Regions from separate parts of the Homo sapiens genome. Here region 1 is linked to region 2. The links are chromatin loops, found by intact Hi-C in ENCODE. Cell type or tissue: IMR-90. All regions are shown on one strand. Each heading gives the region's core, and the rest is flanking DNA. Links, peaks and the distances in the headings are about the cores only.

Region 1 (10,749 bases), core at 1-5,000, 99 kb after region 2:
ACGGTGGGGATGGTTGGATCTGCCTTGTATCTGAAGAGAATCAGAAAGGTCAATTATATGTAAAGTGGGGTGGGATTTAAAAAATGTCTTTTAATAAGAAATGAGTGGCCCTTGTTCAAATATGTCACATACATGTATGTGGCCTATGTACCAGGGTTTAATAAGCCTACTCAAGTCCAAGTATCTGCCTCTGTTGGATTATTTTCCCCCAAAAGAGACTGATTCTTGGAGATTTTCACCTGATAACTATTCCTTCCAAAGGTTTTATTTAATCATGCTAACAATGATGAGAGGAATGGATTACACTTTCAAGGTAGAAGTATTAATGTCCAGACTGTTGAACTGCAGCACTTGAGAACTTCAAGTATCATATGACTGCTGACATGATTTCAGCTTTGCCAATAATTACAATTATCATCATCAGAAACATTTTATAAACTCAGGGGATCACCTGTCTGTGTTCGGTAAGAACGTAGAGTTTTGGGCTTTTTTTTTATACCTTTACCTTTGGCAAAAAGTATTCCATGGGCTGGTAAATGTTTTATAGTAAGGCGAATTCTCTCCCAAGGATGACAGGAAAGAAGGTCTGGCTGGGAAACCGGCAATGAGGTCTAATGACTAGTTCACAAACCCAGCAGTAGAACTGGCCCTATCAACCCAAGCCTTCTGTTCCTTTTCAGGACTTCGAGTTTGCAACTTTTAAAAGTCAGAGTTTTTAGCAGGTATTTTATAGATTGCCATTATAAGAGGCCTGGGATAGAGAAGAGACAAAAGTCTGACTTCAAAAGATTTAGACAAAGTGGATTTTGTCAATTTGACTCCAGCGTTCAAAGGAGTCTTAATTTTCAAAAGCATCATACTGTTTGCAGATGAAAAGGGGAGGAAAACCAACGCTATTCTTAGGCAAATGTGTAAGGAAACTTAAATTGGACACTGTCCCACTAGAAGACAGTTTTACATTTCTTTGGAGTTAAACATTAATTTTCTCTTTATGTCCCAACTTTGTGGACAAAGATAACAGTGAACTACCGTAACTCCCAAGGGTCTTCATAGCCAGAGCTTCATGATCCTGCAGGTAGCAGTGTAGGAAGAGCAGACTTCTTTAGGAAAATACTGGGTATAAGTTTTGTATAGGTCAGGACATAAAGAAATGAGCTATTTCTGCTCATTATAAAATATTCAGATCTGCTTCCTCCAGGGGCTTTTCATTTCCAGCAGTTCAAGTTTGCCTTTCTGTTTATCTCTTTGAAGCTGCCACAGTGGATAACAGAATCAGACATTTGGAGACCCAAGTCTTCCTCCCCAGTATTCTCCTGACAGCCTCCCTCCCTCCCTCATACTGATTCATTTCTTTCTTTTTTGTGTGTGAGTGAAAATAACTGATTTTTTAAGTTTAAAAAACCTGGTAGTTCCCAGGCAAATAGTTTAACTTGGAATCTTTGAAATCTAATATTAAAGAAAGGTCTTCATTTTATTCCAAATTTTAGAGGATTTAAAGAGCTGGCAAGGAACAAAAGGAGCTGGTCCATTTTAAACTCAGCAGAAAATAAATGTTCAACCTTGGCTGAAGCTCCTGTGTAATCTTACAGCTAACAGTGTTTCCAATGACTAAAGGCAAACAGAAATAGCAGACGGTTCAATATCCCCATGCTACTGCAAGTATTTTGCTCCAAGTGAAAAAAAAATCATATACTTAGATATTTTGTATAAGACATGCGTATATACTAGATACACACATTTACTAAGTGAATATATAGTACTCCAATACTTTAATCATTTTAAAAGCAAACAAAAGAGGTTTCAGAACTGTCATAAAGCCCCCCGGGGTGTGAACTGCAGTACAGTAATTCACGCCTTGTTGTGTAGACAGCCTCACACCTCTAACCCCATGTCTAAAGCCACACTAAGCATAAAGTACTATGCCATGATTCATGCTCCGTCATGTTTTACTGTAGTGAAAAAGTCGTGCTAGGCTTTTCTAAACTCATAATTAAACCATGCAAACGTTGCATAATATTTCACAGCCTTTAAAAAATATGCTTTGGTAAAATGATCTTTATGATTAAAGTCCAAGTTCTATGAGTTTTTTTGTTTTTTAAAGACAGGCTTGCAGATTCCACATTTTCTGACTTCACACCATAACTTAGCTTTTCAGGTGCTGGAGGGGAAGATGGCAGTCAACACCCTGAAGCCCACCCAACCCCCACATCAGTTTTCTTTCATGAGACCACAGTGACCTGTGCTTGGGTTCATTGCCAGTGGTGGGCCAGAAGGTGGGGATGGTGAGCCTCTAATGTTGGGGTTTTAGTTGTTTCCTCTTCTACCTGTGTTACTAATAGAAAACAAAAACAAAAAAGGCCTGATAATATGGTGCATTCTGGGTTTAATATTCATTACTGTCTTTGGTCTGACAGGGCCAACATGAACTCATGGGCCACCCGAGCACTGGACTAATAGGCAGGAGAGGTGAACTCTTGGTCTTTCTGTCTGGTGAGCAACTGGGTGACATTGGATTACTCACTGACACTTTCTTATTCTCACCTCCGAAGGAGGTGATCCCTAAATCCTTTCCAATGGTGACAGAGCAGGATTCTAATTCCAATAGGTCCTACACAGTATTTCTTTGCTTTACTTGTACATTAAGCAGAGTCAGGGAAGAATCAGATGTGGGGTGAAGAGTGGTGCCTGTAATAATAAATTTGTGTATTCTAGGAAGAGGAAGTAGAGGAGAGTACGATGGGAGTTATCCAGAAAAGGCCCCAGGCTGAGGAAGAGAACCACTGTAAATCATTCTCCAGAGCACAGGGCTACTTGTTCTTGAAAGAGTTGCCTCTGATAAGTCAATCCATCTAAAAGAACAAAAGCTTATTGAACATTTACAGTGTGCCAGGAATGTGCTAATTTACCTGGCAGGAGAGTGATGAATAAGACCAACATGGTCCCTGCCCCACAGGCACTTACAGTCAGTGAAGATCCCAGGATCTTGTGATGCTTGGAAAGGCATCTTCCTGTGGCATTAATCATCATACTGGGTGTTGCTTCATTCATTTATTCATTCATGTGTTCATGAAATTACTTTTTCATTCACTCATATTTCCAACAAACATTTTTGCTTCACTTGGGCCACTGTTTTGGGGACTCACTAGTGAATGGAAGGTTCCTGCCTTCTGGAAGTTACAGCTACTAGGGTGCCCAAGGGCTGTATCTGGGCTAACTGCTAGATTAGCTGCCTAATTTGGACTTGCAAACAGCTGTTCCCAAGGTAGAAACAAGAACCCTAGTGGTATCTATTACATGCTTATGTTCTGCCTCTGAGAGGAGGAGACTAGGGAAAGCACCGAACTCAAATCACAGACAAATTTCAGTTTGCATCCTGCCTTCACCATAAACCAACTGGATGACCTTAGGCAGGTCACTTATTTTCTCTGATTCATAGTTAGAATTCTGACTTCAAAGGGTAATAGGAGTAAGTGAGATAAACTATATGGAAAGCAAGTATCACAATTTCTGGCCATAGTAAATGCTCAATAAGTCTGAATAACCTTTATGATTGTATTACTAAAAAGGAAAAGAAATCCATGCCAAGGGACTTATCTGATGTTCATTGGTGAGACCACACACATTTGCTCCAGGATAAGGCTCAAGTAATAGTGTTTTGTTCACAGCTACAGTCTTGACAGACACACTCTTCAGGCTGGAGAGGAGCTGGGCTCAGGAGATTAAATGGTAAAGGGGCAAATTTCCAAAGATTGGAAATTTGGGATTAGGATGGAGAAGGCAGGAACTCAGTATCTCAACCAACTCATGTTTCTATTAAAAAATACTGGATTCAGGGCCGGGCGCAGTGGCTCATACCTGTAATCCCAGCACTTTGGGAGGCCGAGGCGGGTGGATCATGAGGTTAGGAGATCGAGACCATCCTCGCTAACACGGTGAAACCCTGTCTCTACTAAAAATACAAAAAATTAGCCGGGCATGGTGGCGGGCGCCTGTAGTCCCAGCTACTCGGGAGGCTGAGGCAGGAGAATGGCATGAACCCAGGAGGTGGAGCTTGCAGTGAGCCAAGATCGTGCCACTGCACTCCAGCCTAGGTGACAGAGCCAGACTCCGTCTCAGAAAAAAAAAAATAATAATAAATAAAAAACACTGGATTCAAAAATTTAAATTTGAGCCTTTATGCATACTGGTTTTCCAGGCTAAATGATGTCTGATGCAGCCACTTTACTGAGGCCATTTTGTGATGGGTTATTTTCAGCTTTTTAATCATCAATAATGGGTAAAACAGGCCTTCTACTCCTTGATCCCCATTCCCTTCCATTTGAAATGGGAAGTTAGGGATAAGGTAGAGTTGAGGTTAGTGGTGAGCTCAGAGGTGTACACGGCATATATCACACAAGAAGAAAGGAGAATGCTTTTATCTTTTGATGCAGCAATATTAAAATGTCTCTAGAGTCAACAATGACCCTTTTAAATAATTCATGTCAGAATGTCCTGTTGCTTCTAGTTTCAGTTCCAAAATTTAAAGAGCTTGAGAGTCATCACTCTTGTTTTTATAAGAAAAAATGCTGAACAAACTGAAAATCCATGACTTTTCTTAAGTCCAATGGAAAGCTGAAGTTGCAGGGCAAACTGCAACCCCAAATTTTGAGAAGCAGGCAAATATAGAGAATCATAGTGAGGTCTGCTTGCTGGGAGCAGAATTTCTGAATTCATAAACTGATGAGAACACTTAATGGTGATTTTGACAGATTGCTAGAGGCTCAGTACAGACTAGTGTGCGAATAAGACACTCCTAGGGGCTACAGTTTCAGGAGGAAGTGCACTGTTGTGGGTTTTTCATTCAGGAACTCCACCAGATTCTCACAGGATCCAATATATTATTATAACAGTGGGTTATGGCTGAAAGAGCTTCAACATACTGACTAAGGAGGAGTTCATAGAGAAGCTCACAGATGACATGGGAGACAAAAACAAGGACGCTAGAGGAATTTGAAGTCTCTGGTACCTTCTGAAAACATTAAATACAGCCCAACTCTTGGGTACATGAGAATAATAACTCACGCTAAAGGCCTACTAAGTTCCTATTGCCTGATAAATCATGTTAAACTTTCAATAAAAAATTACAAGAAAGGCAAGAAAAAAACACAGTCTGAAGAGATAAAGCAAGCATCAGAACCAGACCCAGATGTGACACAGATTTTGGAATTACAAGACAGGGAATTTAACAATGATTAACATGTTAATGGCTCTAGTGGAAAAAGAAGACAAGGTGCAAGAAGAGATGGATGATGTAGGCAGGGAGATGGAAACTTTTTTTTTTTTTTTTTTGAGACAGTGTCTCGCTCTGTCGCCCACACTGGAGTGCAGTGGCGCAATCTTGGCTTACTGCAACCTCCGCCTCCTGGGTTCAAGTGATTCTCCTCCTCAGCCTCCCGAGTAGCTGGGATTACAGGCACCTGCCACCACGCCCAGCTATTTTTTCTTTTTTTTTGTAATTTTTGGTAGAGACAGGGTTTCACCATGTTGGCTAGGTTGGTCTCGAACTCCTGACCCCAGGTGATCCACCCACTTCGGCCTTCCAAAGTGCTGGGATTACAGGCATGAGCCACCGTGCCCAGCCTGAAACTCTTAACACTCAAAAGCAAATTCTAAAAACCAAAAGCACCCTAACAGAAATGAGGAATGGCTTACTTAGTAGACAGAACATGACAAAGCAAAGAACCAATGAACTTGAAGATACAGAAACTTACCAAACAAAAAGATAAAGAGGAAAAAGAAAGAACATCCAAGAACTGTGAGAAAGTTTCAAAAGATGTAATGTGTAATTGGAATACCAGATGGAGAAGAAAAAGAAAACAGTGGAAGAAATACTTGAAGTATTAATGGCTATGAATTTTCCAAAATTAATGACAGATACCAAACCACAGATCCAGAAAGCTCAGAGAACACCAAGCATAATAAATACCAAATCTACACCCAGGCATATCATATTTAAACTGCAAAAAACCAAAGAGAAGAGAAAATCTTGAAAGAAGCTAGAGAGGGGGAAAAGCCAACACCTTATCCATAGAGGAAAAAGGATAAGAATTACATTATCTTTCTCTTCAGAAACCATGCAAACACAAAGAAAGGAGAATACATGAAGTGTTGCAACAAAAAAGCTACCAAACTATTATTCTGCATTCAGCAAAATTATCCTTCAAATTCAAAGAAATAAGGATATTTTCTGACAAACAAAACTGGAATAATTCATTGCCAGCTGACCTGCCCTATGAGAAATGTCAAAAAGAACTGCATAAAAAAGGAAGAGCATTAGAAAAGTACTATATTAAGGTAAAATTAAGTTTTATTTTTCTTAACTGATCTGAAAGATAACTGTTTACAATAATAGTAACAAAGTATTGAGTGATTATAGCATGTGGATAAATGAAATAAAAGGCAGTAATGATATAAACAGGAAGGAAGAAGTGGTAGTTATTTGATGCTAGATGTAGATTAGTTATACATGTACTTTTCAAACTTTAGGGCAGTAACTAAAAACATTTTTAAAAAGAATGATTAATATGCTAACAGAGGAGATAAAATGGAATCATATAAAATGTTCAGTTAAACCTATAAAAGGTAGAAAAAGAGGTGTGGGGGGAAGAATCAGGTGCAACAAATATAAAAGTTATAAATATGATTGATACTACTGCAGTTATATTAATACTTAGGTTAAATATGAATACTCTAAATGCACCAATTTAAAGACAGAGATTGGCAGTGTGGATTAAAGACAAGACCCAACTACATATTGTCTACAAGGGACCTATTTTAAATAAAAATATTTATACAGATTACAAGTAAAGGGATGGAAAAAGGTACACCATGCTAACACTGATTGAAAGAAAGCCAGAGCAGCGATGTTAATTTTATACAAAGCTGACTTCAGAGGAAGGACAATTTTCAGGGATAAAGAAGGGAATTACATGATGATAATGTGGGTGAATTCTCTAAGAAGACAGCATCTTTAATATATGTCCACCTAAAAACTGAGTGTCAAAAAACATGAGGCAAAAACTGATAGAACTACACGGAGAAATAGGTAAATACGCTATTACAATTGGAGACTTCAACAACCCTCTTTCAGTAATTGATACATCAAGCAGGCAGAAAATTAAGACACAGTTGACCTAAACGGCACTACCAGTCAACTTGATCTAATTAACATTTATGGAATACTCTAACAACAGCAGAATACACATTCTTCAGCTCACATGGAAGATTCACCAAGATAAGCCATATTCTGGGCCACAAAACACACTTTAAGATCCTTAAAAGTATAGAAAGCATACAAAGTATTTTCTCAGACCACATGGATTTAAATTAAAAAGCCAATAATAGATAACTGGAAAATCTCCAAATATTTGGAGATTAAACAACATACTTCTACATTAGACATGAGTCAAATAAAAAGTCTCAAGAGAAATTAAAAAATGTTTTGAACTAAATGAAAATACAACTTATTACAATTTTTGGATGCAGATAGAACAGTACTTAGAGGGAAATTTATAGCATTGAATACATATATTAGAAAAGAAAGATCCAGAATCAGTCACTGAAGCTTCCACCTCAGGAGACTGGAGAAAATAGCAATACAGACCTCAAGCAAGCAGAAGAGAAGAAATAATAAAAATTAGACTAGGAACCAGTGAAATTAAGTACAGGAAAATAATAGACAAAATCAATAGAACAAAATATCTTGTTCTTTGAAAAGTTCAAAACATCCCTCTTTGTCCTCGTGCTCCCCACAGGCGCTGGGAGAAGATGGATAGAGACCCCTCCCGGCCCTCCTCTGACTGTCCACTCTAGGGTCTTTTAAACACCCACCCTCAGAAGCTGGGTTTCCAACAGCACCCCTTGAGCGGTGGCACCCTTCATCCTGGGCTTGGAGAAGGTTATAGTTAGAAAGCCCCTTCCTTGATTGTGTGGCTGACATCTTTAAAACGCCAGGTCTTTCAGTCATCTCTCAGAGCTATTTAAAAATAAAAGTCACATAGACCACAGGGTTCTACCATCTATTTTTGAAAAAGGCAAATCAGCTTGGTGAACATATAAACCCTAGGGGCAGCCCTGGTTATTTCCCTGGAGGAATTTTTTCCCTCCTTCATCCTGGAGGAAGGTAGGGACGTTCCCAGGGTTCCCTCCAGATTCACCTCAGTCATGGGGAGCTGGTGTAATGCCCTCTTGGAGACCTCAGAACACACAACAGGATGTGACTCAGGACTCAGAGATGTGAGTCAGTTTCCAGGGTGATGTGTTAGGGCGAGCCCCAGTGGTGGTTTGCATCTCACTGTCTGGGACCCCTGGGAAGAAAGGCCTAGGCTCCCCTTGCAGACAAAGGGGGTGACCCCAGATGCTTCCCAGCATCACATCTGTCAGAGGTGTGTGATGTCAGGGGCCTTTCAGAGTCCCTGGGGGTGGGTGACTCTGCTCTGAAAGGGACATTTCCCTGAAAGTTCCACTGTCTTTGAGAAGCAGTGTTTCCTCTGGCCTCTGCAGCAGGGAGCAAAGCTCCGGCACAGCACAAGTAAGAAGAGCAGTCACCTATTCCTACTACAGGTACCCCCAGGTAGCAGACACCGGCTCAGCACACTGTTGCTATATCATTGAAATCCCATGATAACATGAGTCAGTCAGCACCAGCTCTGGATCCTGGAAAAAAGGGAGGTTGTGAAACAGCTCCAGGATTTGCCAACCGTTCGTCTCTGGCCGGCTGCAGACATCTTGGTTAGTCATGTGTAGCTCAGATGCATTCGTTGTTCCAGCAATTACTTTGAAGAGAAGCAGACAGACCAAGCCGGGGCAGAACCCTGCCTGGGTATGCTGTTTTAAAGGCCTCAGGTTTTGAGGGATCCCATCCTCACTGCCGACCTGCCAGCCTGGGAGGTGGCAGGCTGCCTGCGGGAAGGAAGAAGGGAGCCCTGTGTCCGCCTCTCCACCACTCCCTGCTTCCGGGACCCGTATTCATCACCTCGCCGGGGAAGCTTTGTGGCTTTGTGGTCAGGGCCCTGTGAATCAAGAATGCTGGTTCCTCACATCAGGCCGCCCCCAACCCTGCTGGTTCACCCTGGAGTCCTTTTCTTTTCAAACCTCTGTTTCCTCACCTCTAAAAATGGGGGTAACCAGGCTCACTTGCCTCACAGGTGTGAGAGTTAATTAATGTTTGTGGGGCAGCTTTGAGATCCACAGATGAAAGGTGCTCTATAAACGCAAAATGCAATTCCTCATTAGCACTGTCAGACGGTTCCCAGGGGAAACAGTTCACCCTGCACCACGAGGCTGCTACCCTCAGCCAGATGAGTCTGAGACACGTCTGGGAAAGGGCTACGTATTTAGGCAGAGTGCTTTTGGAGGGAGGGTTCAAGGATAGGTCACTAGCTTCCAGAAAAGATGGGTGTTTTTAGAACATGTCTCATTCTCAGTTGGCATCGTGTCCCTGAGGCAGAGGGAGAGTGGCCTTCAGTGCACACAGCTGGAGGGACCATAGTTCAGAGGGAACAGAAGGCACCTTCTGGTTTCTGCTGCCTCCTCCCTTGCAGACAGATTCTTTCTCTGTACTTTGTTAAATAAACATTTGTTGCAGACATCTTTTCCATAAGGATCTTCTGCACTGTGCACTTTCTGCACCTCTGCCCCCCGTATACAACTTTCCAGGCCTGAAGGAGCTCTACAGACAGGTTGGGTACATTCCTGCAACACCAGCACATCATGGATGTTTAGATTCTTCTATGGCCACCCTATTTATTTCCTTCCACTCCTCCATGTCCTTCTTCTCCAGGAGGGTAAAGACAACTTTCTGCTCCCTTCTACTCCTCTGGCACCTTTGCCCCGCTTAGTTCCTTGAAAAACATGAGCCAGAAATATTGTGTTGAGGGCTGGGATATCTCAAGCAGCCTCCATCCTGAGACTGGACCCTTGGTGGAGAATGAGGATACTCACTCCAGTAAAACAAATCACTGACACCTCAAGTGGGAGCTGGGAAGCTTCAAGCAGAAGAGGCACAGCATCTCCCAGGACTGCACACAGCTAAAGAAACAGAATTTTCTGAAGAACACTCCATTGAGGTGGCACCTGATATCAAGAGGATTGTGCACGCTTGATAGTCTATGCTTGGAAGGCCTGGGTTGGGAGACTGTCATCTCCAACCTGCAGTCCAGGCTGGGCATGGAAGGCCGTGCTTTACAGCCAATCTCCACTGTGCTGATGAGGGGCCGGTGGGATTTCCTAGAGAGGCACCTGTGATATCTCTGGCTAAACAGATACAGTTAAGAGCTGTCGCTGGGGCAGATCATGTTAAGTAACATGGCTGAGATTTGCCAGGGTCCATGTAATGCCTTAGGGTGTCAGCACGCAAGAAAAAAAAAGAAGTGACTTTACGTCTGGGACTGCAGAGGCTACAAAATGATGAACCCCCTAACCTATGAGTTGTCGATATTGGAGAATACGATGCTTTTGAGCCCAGCTCAGATGGAGATCTGTTCCACACAGGTGTGTGTCATGCCAGTTTGCAGCCTGGGCTTCCTCTGGTGACTACCCCATCCATCTCTGCCACTGCCCCAGCTCTCTGTGCCCAAGTGCTGTCCCTGAGCCAGACCTCTGGTGGGAGAGGCCGAGGGGGCATGGAGCAGTGATCTCAAAAGCCTTCCTCTCTACACAAACCCAACCACGGGTTTCTCAGTGGGCATTCTCCTAGCTGCAGCCTTAGTT
Region 2 (10,990 bases), core at 3,758-8,757:
ACTCTGAGGAAGGACCCTGCTGGCCCTGGGGTCCCCTCCATTTGTCCAGGGTGGGAATGAGAGAAGGATCCTAGCTGACTGCCTGGGTTCAAATCCTGCTTTGTGACCTTGGACAAGTTTCTCTACCTCTCTGTGTCTTGGTTTTCTTAAATGGAGACAGTAGTAGTACCTACACCTGATAGGGTTGTTGCTAGGATTAAATCTGAGTTGATACAAGTGCTCAGAACCATGAGTAGTACAGAGCACATGCTCCATATGTGTTAGTTGCTATCATTATCACTTTCATCATTACCATTATTATTTTGCAACATAACCATTTTGCTCATCATCACATTTGTAAAAGACAGAACTGGAATCTGCGATCTTCTTAAGGCCTCAGGTGTATTATTTTGAGAAATGCATGTAATTATGTATCTCCTTTTTAGAATGAGAATTGGGGGCATGTTCCAAGGTGGCATGTATGAATCGATACTGATCTTTTGATCTCTAAATTCCTGGGACGCGGCACCCGTTCAGGTACACAGGGCACTCTTTTCTCACCAGCTGCTGATGGGTTGGGGATGCCTGCAGGGTCTTCTGATTGGACTTGGACAGAGATTCTTGCTTTTCTCTTTAATCCAGGGACAGTATAGAGGATCAAAGAGAAATTGCAGCCTTTGTTGAGAGTGATTTAGAGATTCAGAAATGAGGAGGGCCTGGTGTCTGGCCCATTTGGGTGGTGCCCTTTGGTCTGGAGTGTCTGTCACAATTCTGGGGTAGGTTTGCCACCTGTGCTACGCCAGTGATTTTTTTAACTGCATCTCTAGTTGAGCTGAGCAGCAGACTTTTCCAAAGGTGGCCAAAGCCAGGAGGGGAAAGGCCGTCCCTGTATTAGCTGGTTCTCCACAGACTTGGGGAGTTTGTTAGGCTTGTCTTAAATTCTCATCTCTTCCCTGAACACTGACAGACCTCAGCCCTGTTTATCTGGTCCCTTCCCCTCCCCTCCCCTTCCCTTCTCTTCTCAGCAGCTGTTATTTCCCTATCTTTGGTCCCACCTCCTCAGCATTCAAAGTGTTAACCATCAAGTCTGATGGATGCATCTATGCTGGTGTTTTCATTAGCGAGGAGCAAAGGCCTGCTTCTTGGTGAGGAAAACATCAACAATGGTATTTCCCCATCTAAAAATAAGGCTTTTATCTGGGCAGACAATAGGGTGACCAATAATCCCAGCTTGCCCAGGACTTAGGGGGAGATGGTGGGATTTTCAGTTTTAAAATCAGGACAGTCCTGGGCAAACCAGGGTGAGTTGGTCACGCAGTGATTGTCATTTTGGGTGGGTGGAGAAAGGAGCCCCTGACAGGCAAGCTGGGGAGACATTTGGGGATAGTTGAGGCCAGGAGAACTGCGGGGCCTGCCAAGGCTCTCCTTCAGGAGGAGTGGTTTTGCTGTCTCTGGCTGCCTGTGATGAGGAATCTCATAGGCCTGTGAGGACAGGGTTTTGCTGTCTTTATAGGAGCTCACTGTGATGAGGAATCTCATAGGCCTGTGAGGACAGGGTTTCGCTGTCTCTATAGGAGCTCACTGTGATAAGGAATCTCATAGGCCTGTGAGGACAGGGTTTCGCTGTCTCTATAGGAGCTCACTGTGATGAGGAATCTCATAGGCCTGTGAGGACAGGGTTTCATTGTCTCTGTAGGAGCTGCCTGTAATGAGGAGTCTCATAGACCTGTGAGGACAGTGGTCATGTGCTCCATGATGTGAGTTTTCATGGGGTACCTTCCGTGGTCCTGGCCCTGTGCTTCCATGGGGAGTGGGAAGAAAATTCACATGGGCCACGCCACAAGGAGGCATTAGCACTTGTTCTGTAGGGAGGCTGACACTGTCCTGCTCTGAAGGAATGTCACCTACAGGAAACAATTAGTAACCAATTGGGTGCTAAAGGAAGGAAGGAAGGACAGAAGGAAGGAAGGAAAGAGACAAAAGGAATGAAGGAGGAAGGAAGGGAGGGAGGGAGATAGGGAAGGGAAGGAAAGGGATGGAAGGAAGAAAGGAAAGAGAAAGACAGAAGGGAGGAAGGAAGGAAAGAGGAAGGAAGGAAGGAAGCAAGGAATGAAAGAGAAAGACAGACGGAAGGGAGGATGGAAGGAAGGAGAGCAGATTATCCAAGGTCCTAAGTGTTGTGTCAGGCATTGTTCTAGGCGTCGTATGTGTACCATCTCATTTAATTCTTATCCAGCACTAAGAGGTAGGTACTATTATGCTTTCATTGTACATGAAGAAAGACAAGACACTAGAAGGTCAGGTGACTTGCCAGTGGTCACACTGCCTGGGAGCACTGTGATTCCAATTTGCATTTTAATAACATTCCAGCAGAATGACCTAAGGAAAATGGCATCTTATCAGGGTTAACCTTGTCCAGGATACGGGTTAGGAATTCCAGCCAGAGAGACCCCCCAGGCCCGAGGCTCTGAGACCCGGCAAGAGTGGCTTCAAAAGCAGAAACGCTGTGCTGGGCAAGAGACTGATGATCAGGTAAAGGGTAGGGAAGAGTCCAGTTTCCATCTTGAGCACCAGGAAAAACAGTGGGGCCATTGAGTGGAGAGAGGAGAGCGAGAGAGAGAGCGCACTTTATTCTTTGAAGTCTATTTGCATCTTTGGCCAGGTTATTTAGCATCTCTGAAGTTCAGTTTCCTTGTTTATAAAATGGGATGAATAATAGGACATGTCTTACACGATTTTAAGAGGATTAAATTCAACAACATCCACAAATGATTTAGAACCTTACCTGAAGTCAGAGTAGGTAGTCAGTGAATGGTAGCTGTCATGTTTTGTTTTGTTTTGTTTTGTTTTTGAGACAGGATCTCCCTCTGACACCCAGGCTGGAGTGCAGTGGGGAAATCTCAGCTCACTGTAGCTTCGACCTCCTGGGCTCAAGCAATTCTCCCACCTCAGCCTCACAAGGATCTGGGACTACAGGCGCATGTCACCATACCTGGCTTTTTTTTTTTTTTTTTTTTTAATTTTTGGTAGAGACAGGCTTTCACCATGTTGCCCAGGGTGGTCTTGAACTCTTGAGCTCAAGCAATCTGCCCACCTCGGCCTTCCCAAAGTGCTGAGATTACAGGTGTGAGCCACCACACCTGACCTATTATCTGTTTTTAAAGTCACCTTAGAAATTGTTGCTTTTTGGAGGATATTCTCCTTAATTCCTGTTCTGCAAAGGAATGGGCTAGTTTGTTCCTCCTGCATCTTGTTATTGAAGCAGCATCGTTCGTAATACTAGAGGTTCGTTGCCTCATGCCAAGGAAATCAAGGACACAGATACACGTGAAGTGAGGTTAAGAACGGAGGTTTAATAGGCAAAAGAAAGAGAAAAAAGAATAGCTCTCCTTCCTGCAGAGAGACAGGGGCACCCCAGTGGGTCTTCTGTTCCTGTGGTGAAGTGCATGGGGTTTTATAGACTGGCTTGAGGAGGTGGTGTTTGATTTAAATAGAGCCCAAAGATTGGTAGGACTGGGCATGATGTTTACATAGGGCAGGAAGAAGCTGGCTACCACCCCACCCTAATCTTTTTTTAAGCCGGCTGGAGCCACGTTGCCTGTTCCTTCACTGTACACGTGGTTGATAAAGCAAAGGGAAGATGGAGCCGCCATGTTGAACATACCTGGCCCCCAGGTGGCCTTTTCCTATTGTCACATCTGCCGGCATTCACCGGTGTCAGCTTCCAGCTTGCTTATCCGTGTTTGCAGCTTGATTTTATAGGCTGCTTTTTGTTAGAAAAGAAATGATTTGGCCGAGGAGGGCGGATCACGAGGTCAGGAGATAGAGACCATCCTGGCTAACACGGTGAAACCCCGTCTCTACTAAAAATACAAAAAATTAGCCGTGCGTGGTGCCGGGCTCCTGTGGTCCCAGCTACTCCGGAGGCTGAGGCAGGAGAATGGCGTGAACCCGGGAGGCGGAGCTTGCAGTGAGCCGAGATCGCGCCACCGCACTCCAGCCTGGGCGACAGAGCGAGACTCCGTCTCAAAAAAAAAAAAAAAAGAAAAGAAAAGAATAAGAGAAATGATTTGGAGGCTGCTTTTTATAAAAAGGGAAACCTTAGTGAGGACTTCCTTACCTCACTACCTGCCTAAATAATTTCTTTTTAACTCCTGTATCATTATAACCCTTCTTCACGTGCTTCCGCATTCCCATGGTGTTGAACTTCAAGCTGTCATGGGGAGTGGCTGTGTTCTCCTCCCATTCCTTGGAATTCCCTCTCTTCGAGGGGGTGGTAGGAAAAGTCAGCCGCCCACTGCTCAGGCTTTCTTAACACCGACCCCAACAGTCAGAAGGGACCTTAGCCTTTTCACCGCTACAGAGGACTGTGGTGTCATTTCTGGAAAAGGAAGCAGTTCTCTGGACGCTTGCCACCTCCGCCACGGGTCAAGGTGTGCTCAGCCGTCCAGGTGAGCCCTTCTCTGGACCTTTCACAAGAGGTTTGTCTGGCTCCTAGATACGAATGCCTGGCCAGGGATTTTTGCCTTTTTGTCTCCTGGCTGAAGATCTGTTTGCTTTGCAATTTAGAAAGGGACTTAAGTTTTTAATTTTCACTTGGAGTAGGTATAGGATGTGTTACTTTTTAGGAGAAAAAAAATCAGTGAGGCCGAGGCGGGTGGATCATGAGGTCAGGAGATCGAGACCATCCTGGCTAACAAGGTGAAACCCCGTCTCTACTAAAAATACAAAAAATTAGCCGGGCGCGGTGGCGGGCGCCTGTAGTCCCAGCTACTCGGGAGGCTGAGGCAGGAGAATGGCGTGAACCCGGGAAGCGGAGCTTGCAGTGAGCCGAGATTGCGCCACTGCAGTCCGCAGTCCGGCCTGGGCGACAGAGCGAGGCTCCGTCTCAAAAAAAAAAAAAAAAAAAAAAAAAATCAGTGGTTCTTTAAGGACTGCACAATTTGGCATAAAAATCTCACTAATTGAGGCTCGTTAAAAGGCACCCTGCACTCCGTAATTGTCTGCTCTGGTGTGTTCAGGTTTGGAAGAGTAATGATGATGATGTTGATGATGATAATGACAATAATAGCTACCTTTATTGGGTGCCCAGGGATTCCAGTGTATCACACACAGATCTTGCATGATGTAGGTGCATGTATCCCTATTTTTTTAAAAAAGGGAGAAACTGAGGCTCAGGGAGAACAACTGAATCGCCCGAGGCCACACAATTAGTAAGTAGGGGGCCAAGGTTCCAACAGCTCTCCCTGGCTCCAACGCCAGCACCCATTCCCGTCCACCATGTTGCCTTGGAGAAACCTGATGTTGCCTGAAAAGGGAAATTTCAACTCCTCAGGCAAATGGATAAACTCATAATTTTTTTTTAATTTACAGAACTATTCAAAATCAAGAAGTCTCATCAATTTAAATATTGCATTTTAAGTTATAACCATCAGACTGGGGGCTGGGCACAGAAGGCAGCCTGGCGGACTTGCTGCGGGTGACTCAGGCCCTCTCACTTTCTCTCCCACCTCCTCTTCTCCTCCTCCCGTAGATGTGACTCTCGGTGGGTGATCTCTTAGTAGTGAGAATTTGTGAACTTCTGGAAGGGAAAAAGCTCATGGACTTTGGCCCAGGAAAGAATGAGCAGGGAGGAGCTGTGAGGCACTTTCTACGGGGGACCCGGCCCCAGGCGCATGGGAGCCACTGGATTCAGGCCCCCGTCATTTTGTGAGCGTTTCCTGTGCTCTAGGAACACCCTGATGACCGAAGATGGGGGGCTGTTGACTCCGGAAACCCTCATAGAAAGGGGCAGAGAGACCCCAGCTCCCCCACCTTTTCCTCGTGGAAGCAATGGAAGACCCAATAGGGCTGAAACCTGCCCGTGTCCCAGGACCGTCTGCAGGGGATGGGACAATCTCTGGGTCCTGTCTTGATCCAAATATCAGGCCTCCATGCAGAGGCGTGGGGGCGCAGGCTGGGGGCGTGGCGAGCAGCCAGGGCTCCCGCGTGTCTCTTTCACAAGCACCCGCCATTCCATATGCCAGATGCTGACAGTAATATCCCTCAGGCTCTCCTGGGTTGAGTTTACAACTCACACATTCCACGAGGGGTGTTCATCAACCCCGTACGTCAACCCCCTAGCGTCAGTTGTACATGCAGTGAAATTTCCTGTGCTTCAGGGACTGACACCCAGCCTCCATGGGCAGGGCAGGCGCAGCGGAGGTGGGGAGGGCTGGCTGTGTGGCTTGAAGGCCAAGATCTTCCTGCTTGGCCACGAAATGCATGCTTGACTGCCAGTGTCCAAAGTGTGTGAGGCCACTGGGCATCCAGCAAAAGGCCGGGAAGGGATTCAGGGAAGTGTGTGGGTGGGACTGGGAGGAGGGAGTCACCTCCCGTCTGATCTGCCTTAACTCTTTCTCTCTGGCTTTTCATCAGTTTGGTTCAGCTGCCAACAGAGAGAGCCCTGGCTGGGTCTTCTGGCCCCTTTGTTCCCCTCTGAGGACAACTCTCTGGCCTCCCACACCTCACTCTGTCTCTGACTCTGGCCTCCTCTGGTCACCTACTGTTTTTATTCAGCCTGAAGTCCCCCTGGCACGCTGGAATGGAGCGGCCCATTATCACTCACTCACTCTCCACATCCTGCGATGGCAAATCAGCTGCTTGCTCCCAGATCCCTCCACCAGACGCCATGTCTTTCTCCTGGTTTTCTGCAGGGACTGGCATCCTTCCCTGCACACGGATGCATTTCCTGCCTCCTCGGTTGAAAGCCAGTTATCAGAAAATACCCAATTAAAATATTACCGCTTTGTGGCCTCTTTATCTTCTCTCCACCACCTCCAAATTGTTTTTCATTATATTTGGGCAGAGTAGAGAAAAGTGCTTACTTGATGGAACGTGTTCACCATGTAAGCCCACACAGAATTTTCTAGAAAGATGGTAGAATCAAGAAGGTGGTAGGGGGTGGCTTGCTCTGGTGAGAAGGAGAGTGTGGGGTGTTGAGGAGCAGCCAGGAATGTCTTGGGGAGTCATCGCCCCGTCAGGTCTGCGTCGGGATGCCAGGTGTTTGGTCCTTTGAAGGCAGTGGTGGGGCAGAGAGCTGTCTAGTGGGAGGTGGCTGTGTGGGTGGTGCCCTGTACATGTAACTCCAGACCACTGGAGAGGCCATTTGCCTGAACAAAAAGAAGGAATTAAGAAAAAGGCCTTTTTTCTAAATTTGGGTAGAGTAAGCATGAAAAGAGCCGGCAGGAGAGTCTGTAATTTAGAGAGGGCGTGTGGTGAGGAGGAACTGGTGACCTCGTGGTGCCATTTGGACCCATACGACTCGGACCTTGGTGGGGAGCCCTGAGACAGGGAGGTTCACAAGGCCAGGACCCAGCAGAATCCCCAGGTTCTCAGATGACGAGGCTGGTATCCCGAGAGCTTTTCGGAATGTGGTGTCAGAGGCTTTGGAGGCACCGTTTCTTTCTTTCGAGAATTACCTTTGGAGGAACTCAACAAAGTTGAATTCGAAAGGCAAACATGCAATTCTGGGTTATCCAAGCACCTAAGTCTTCGCTGGAAACAAGACACTCTACATTCTCAAACTGCTTACTTTGATTTGATCAGAAATGTATATGTACAAAAATTTCCTTCCTAAGCTGAGAATCCTGCTGAGAAATTTTAGCCCAGAGTGCACTTAGCCTGAGAGAGTTATCAGCACTGGGGGAAAATGAAGGCTGTGTATGATAAAATGTCCCAATTATGGCGACAGTGTCAGTTATTCCCTCGGAATATATGTCTTTATCCCATCATCTTGTCGGGCTAATGAATATGACCAAGGCCATCCTCTCCCATTATTGCTCAATAATGGGCAATGGAGATGGCGTATCTTCGCCTTTATTTTTGCTGGCACATCCAGGCCCTGAAGCACATTAAAGTAATAAAATTAGGCAGCAAGTCATCCCAGTCACTCCCACCATGTTCCCGTAACCCCCTCATTTACAACAGACTGAGACAGAAAGGAATTTTTTAGAGCAATTTGCGATGAGGCAATACTGGATATGTAAATTCTGTTTTATTGGCAGTCACTGCTGCTGGCTAATTCTAAATGCCTAACAGCCTTTGGTTCACTAGCCATGCTGGGTCGGGACACAGTTTGGTTTTAAGGCCACAAAGGGGGAAATGTATAATTGCAACTTTCTTCCGTGTCTTAAGCTGTGGCCGAACAGATATTGTCCCATCCTGTTTCTGGCCAGATGTTCCATTCCAGTGGCAGATCCGAGAAGGAGCCTGTTAAGAAGTTTAAGTTTTTACTGAGTTGGCTGACTAAGGCAGTTTTTATTTTTTGAAAAATTTATTGCTCCTACCGGCTTTATTCCCCCTAAAGAAGTAGCTGCCAGAGTTCAGGAAATAGCAAGAAAAACAATTTCAAGGGAAATCACTAACTTGAGTTTGAGACCAGAGACCGAGCAGGCGGAGAGCCCCGTGCAATATAATTATTCTGCAGATGCCACGGTGGAAAGAGGCCACTGCAAGAAGGGTCCATTCCAGAGGCAGAGCTTTGTCTAGGGGTGCTTGAACAAGATGCCCCTCACTGGAACGGGACACACACACTCAGGAGAGATTTGCCACATACACAGTGAGTTATAAGAGGGTTCCAAAAGTTAGAGAGACGGGAGAAAAAACGAACACAGTTGCCCCACTTCGCAGAACTTATTTTAGACTTTGCTGTGCTTCATGTAACTACTATAAAAATGAGAGGTTTACAAGCTGCAGAGCAAGTCGGGACTGGCCAAAACATGCGTCCTTGCACTTTCTTCTCCCCGCTCCGCCTTTGCTTGGCTTGACTGCTCAAACCTGCAGTAGTTAAGAAAGTTCCACGGTTTAAGAGGGTTCCCAGGTCATCAGCCACTGGGAGTTTTCTCTGACTCAGCTCTGCACTTCCACTTGCTCCAGAACAGGGAGTGAGGAGGAGATGGGGGTGGCCTTCGAAATGGCCATAGGGTGGTGGGACCCCAAGGTGGGGAACAGCCTCAGGTGGACGAGGGGATGCTTTTCAGGGCCCATCTGCCGGGACTTGTTGTGACCACTTGGATGTATGTGTCATAACTGTCCACCTTCCACCCTTCAGGCTCCCAGCAACTTCAAGATACCTGGAGAGATTCTCAGACCCTCCCCTCTAATAGGCAGAGAGGAAATTAATGCTGGCGTGGGGAGGGGAGAGTGGGAGAGGATGTGACGCACAGGCCCAGAGCTTAGGGACTCTGAATTCAGTAATCTGGGTCTATTGGTGCCCCTTCATATGCAGTAAGGTCACCTATTAACTCTGTGTTTATGGAGCTGTATTTATCACCTGGAAAGTGATATCATCCTGCAAGTCTTCTTATCAATGGATCATCCAATTGGGGGTTCACATTGTTTTGTCTTACACATTGACAATAATGCTGGTAGCATCAGCCTTATCTCTTGCCCGAGATTGGACTAAGGCTGAACTTCTCACAGCATGGTTTCTGACCACTGGCATTGTATCACTTTGGAGGAACATGTTAAAAATTCACATTCCTAGGCCCCATGCAGCAGGACCCACTGAATCAAACTCTGTATATTTTTTAAATTACTATTTTAACATTCTTTTCTTTTGTATTTAGGTAAAACTTACTGCATTAGGCTGTTCTCGCATTGCTATAAAGAAATACCTGAGAGTGGGTAATTTATAAAGAAAAGAGGCTGAATTGGCTCAAATGCTGCAGGCTTTGTAGGAAGCATGGTGCTGGCATCTGCTCAGCTTCTGGGGCAGCCTCACAAAGCTCACAGTCGTGGAGGAGGGCAAAGGGGGAGCAGGCACGTCACATGGCCAGAGCAGGAGCAAGAGAGAGGGAAGTGCCACGTACTTTTCAACAGCTCAATCTTGTCAATCTTGCAAGAACTCACTGACTATCGAAAGGGCAGCAGCAAGGGGATGGTTCTAAACCATTCATGAGAAATCCACCCCCCGACCCAATCACTTCCCGTCAGGCCCTGCCTCCAATACTGGGGATTACAATTCAACATGAGATTGGGGCTGGGACAAATATACAAACCATATCACTTATATTCAGTAAAGTACCCAAACCTTAAGACTTTTATCACTCACATACACCCGTGTAGCCACCGTGCAGATCAAGACATAGAACAACATTGCCACCACCCAGAAGCCTTCCTTTTGTCCTTCTGAGACAATAGTATCTTCCAGGGACATCTGCTGTTGACTTCCACCATCATAGACAAGTTTGCCCTCTACCTACCCTGAATCATGCAGGAAGCTTTGAGTCTGGTGTCTTTCTCTCAACATTGTGTGTGTGAGATGCACCCACACTGTTGCTTGTATAATAGCTAATTCTTTTCCATTGTGGTGTAGTATCTCAAGGCATGGAAATACTACACTGACACAAGTATTCTACTCTTGATAGTATCTGGGTTGTTTCCAGGTTTTAGCTATTATACCAAAGCTGCTAAGAATAGTTGATCCTTGGAGAGGATCGAGAGATAGAGGGAAGGAAAGGGCGTGTCTTTCTTTTTCACATTGGTGATAAAGGGAGTTCCCATTGCTGCTCCTTCCATCAGTGAGCTGCTGCTCAGAGGCCCAGTGTGGCAGGCAGTGGTGAGGTGGTGGGGAAGGAAGAAAGAAAATGCTCAGTGCAGTGCATACATGTGCATGTGCGTGCGTGTGTGGTGTTCTCTCCCCTAACCCCTACATCCACCGCCAACTCCACATTGAGGCTGGTAAAATGGCCTCAGGAGGATATTCGCAGCATCCTGACCGTTCTTATCAACCTGCAATGATTTTGCATGTGCATGTTGTGGTGTTGGCACTTATAATTGTGAGACTGGCTCAGATAGAAATCTCCTTCTCCACTTGTAGGCTGGTTATGATGGTGAGAGTATCGGAAATTGCCCGTTTTCTCAGCGTCTCTTTATGATTCTCTGGCTGAAAGGCGTTATATTTAATGTGACCACAGTGGACCTGAAAAGGTAAGACAAGGCGTCTGCCTTACTGAAATAACTGTACCTA

Evidence for each region. Hi-C counts contacts between places; a loop is a spot of excess contacts. Peaks named below come from ENCODE experiments on the same cell type or tissue, not always from the same donor. Only the 100,000 strongest peaks of a DNase experiment are listed, where the experiment ranks them.
Region 1: it touches region 2 in a loop (3-fold over the local background); 6 of 110 quality-filtered maps call a loop at or near these places.

What each region holds. Positions count from the first base shown.
Region 1 is chr21:34,799,433-34,810,181 of GRCh38, forward strand. It overlaps RUNX1 (RUNX family transcription factor 1), which reads right to left. Exons shown (of 9, transcript NM_001754.5): 8 at 1-30. Among named protein-coding and RNA genes, the nearest start is that of RUNX1-AS1, 32 kb to the right of the region's middle. RefSeq lists enhancers at 7,838-9,037, 8,551-8,620, 8,899-9,409, 8,924-9,423, 9,237-9,305 and a cis regulatory region at 9,257. In IMR-90, for the core only: a CTCF peak has its summit at 2,257 (motif pointing right); no DNase peak of the experiment used is centred there.
Region 2 is chr21:34,696,440-34,707,429 of GRCh38, forward strand. It overlaps CLIC6 (chloride intracellular channel 6), which reads left to right. Exons shown (of 6, transcript NM_053277.3): 2 at 10,841-10,950. Among named protein-coding and RNA genes, the nearest start is that of CLIC6, 33 kb to the left of the region's middle. In IMR-90, for the core only: no CTCF peak of the experiment used is centred there; a DNase peak (open chromatin) is centred at 6,092; H3K27ac peaks cover 1,297 bases.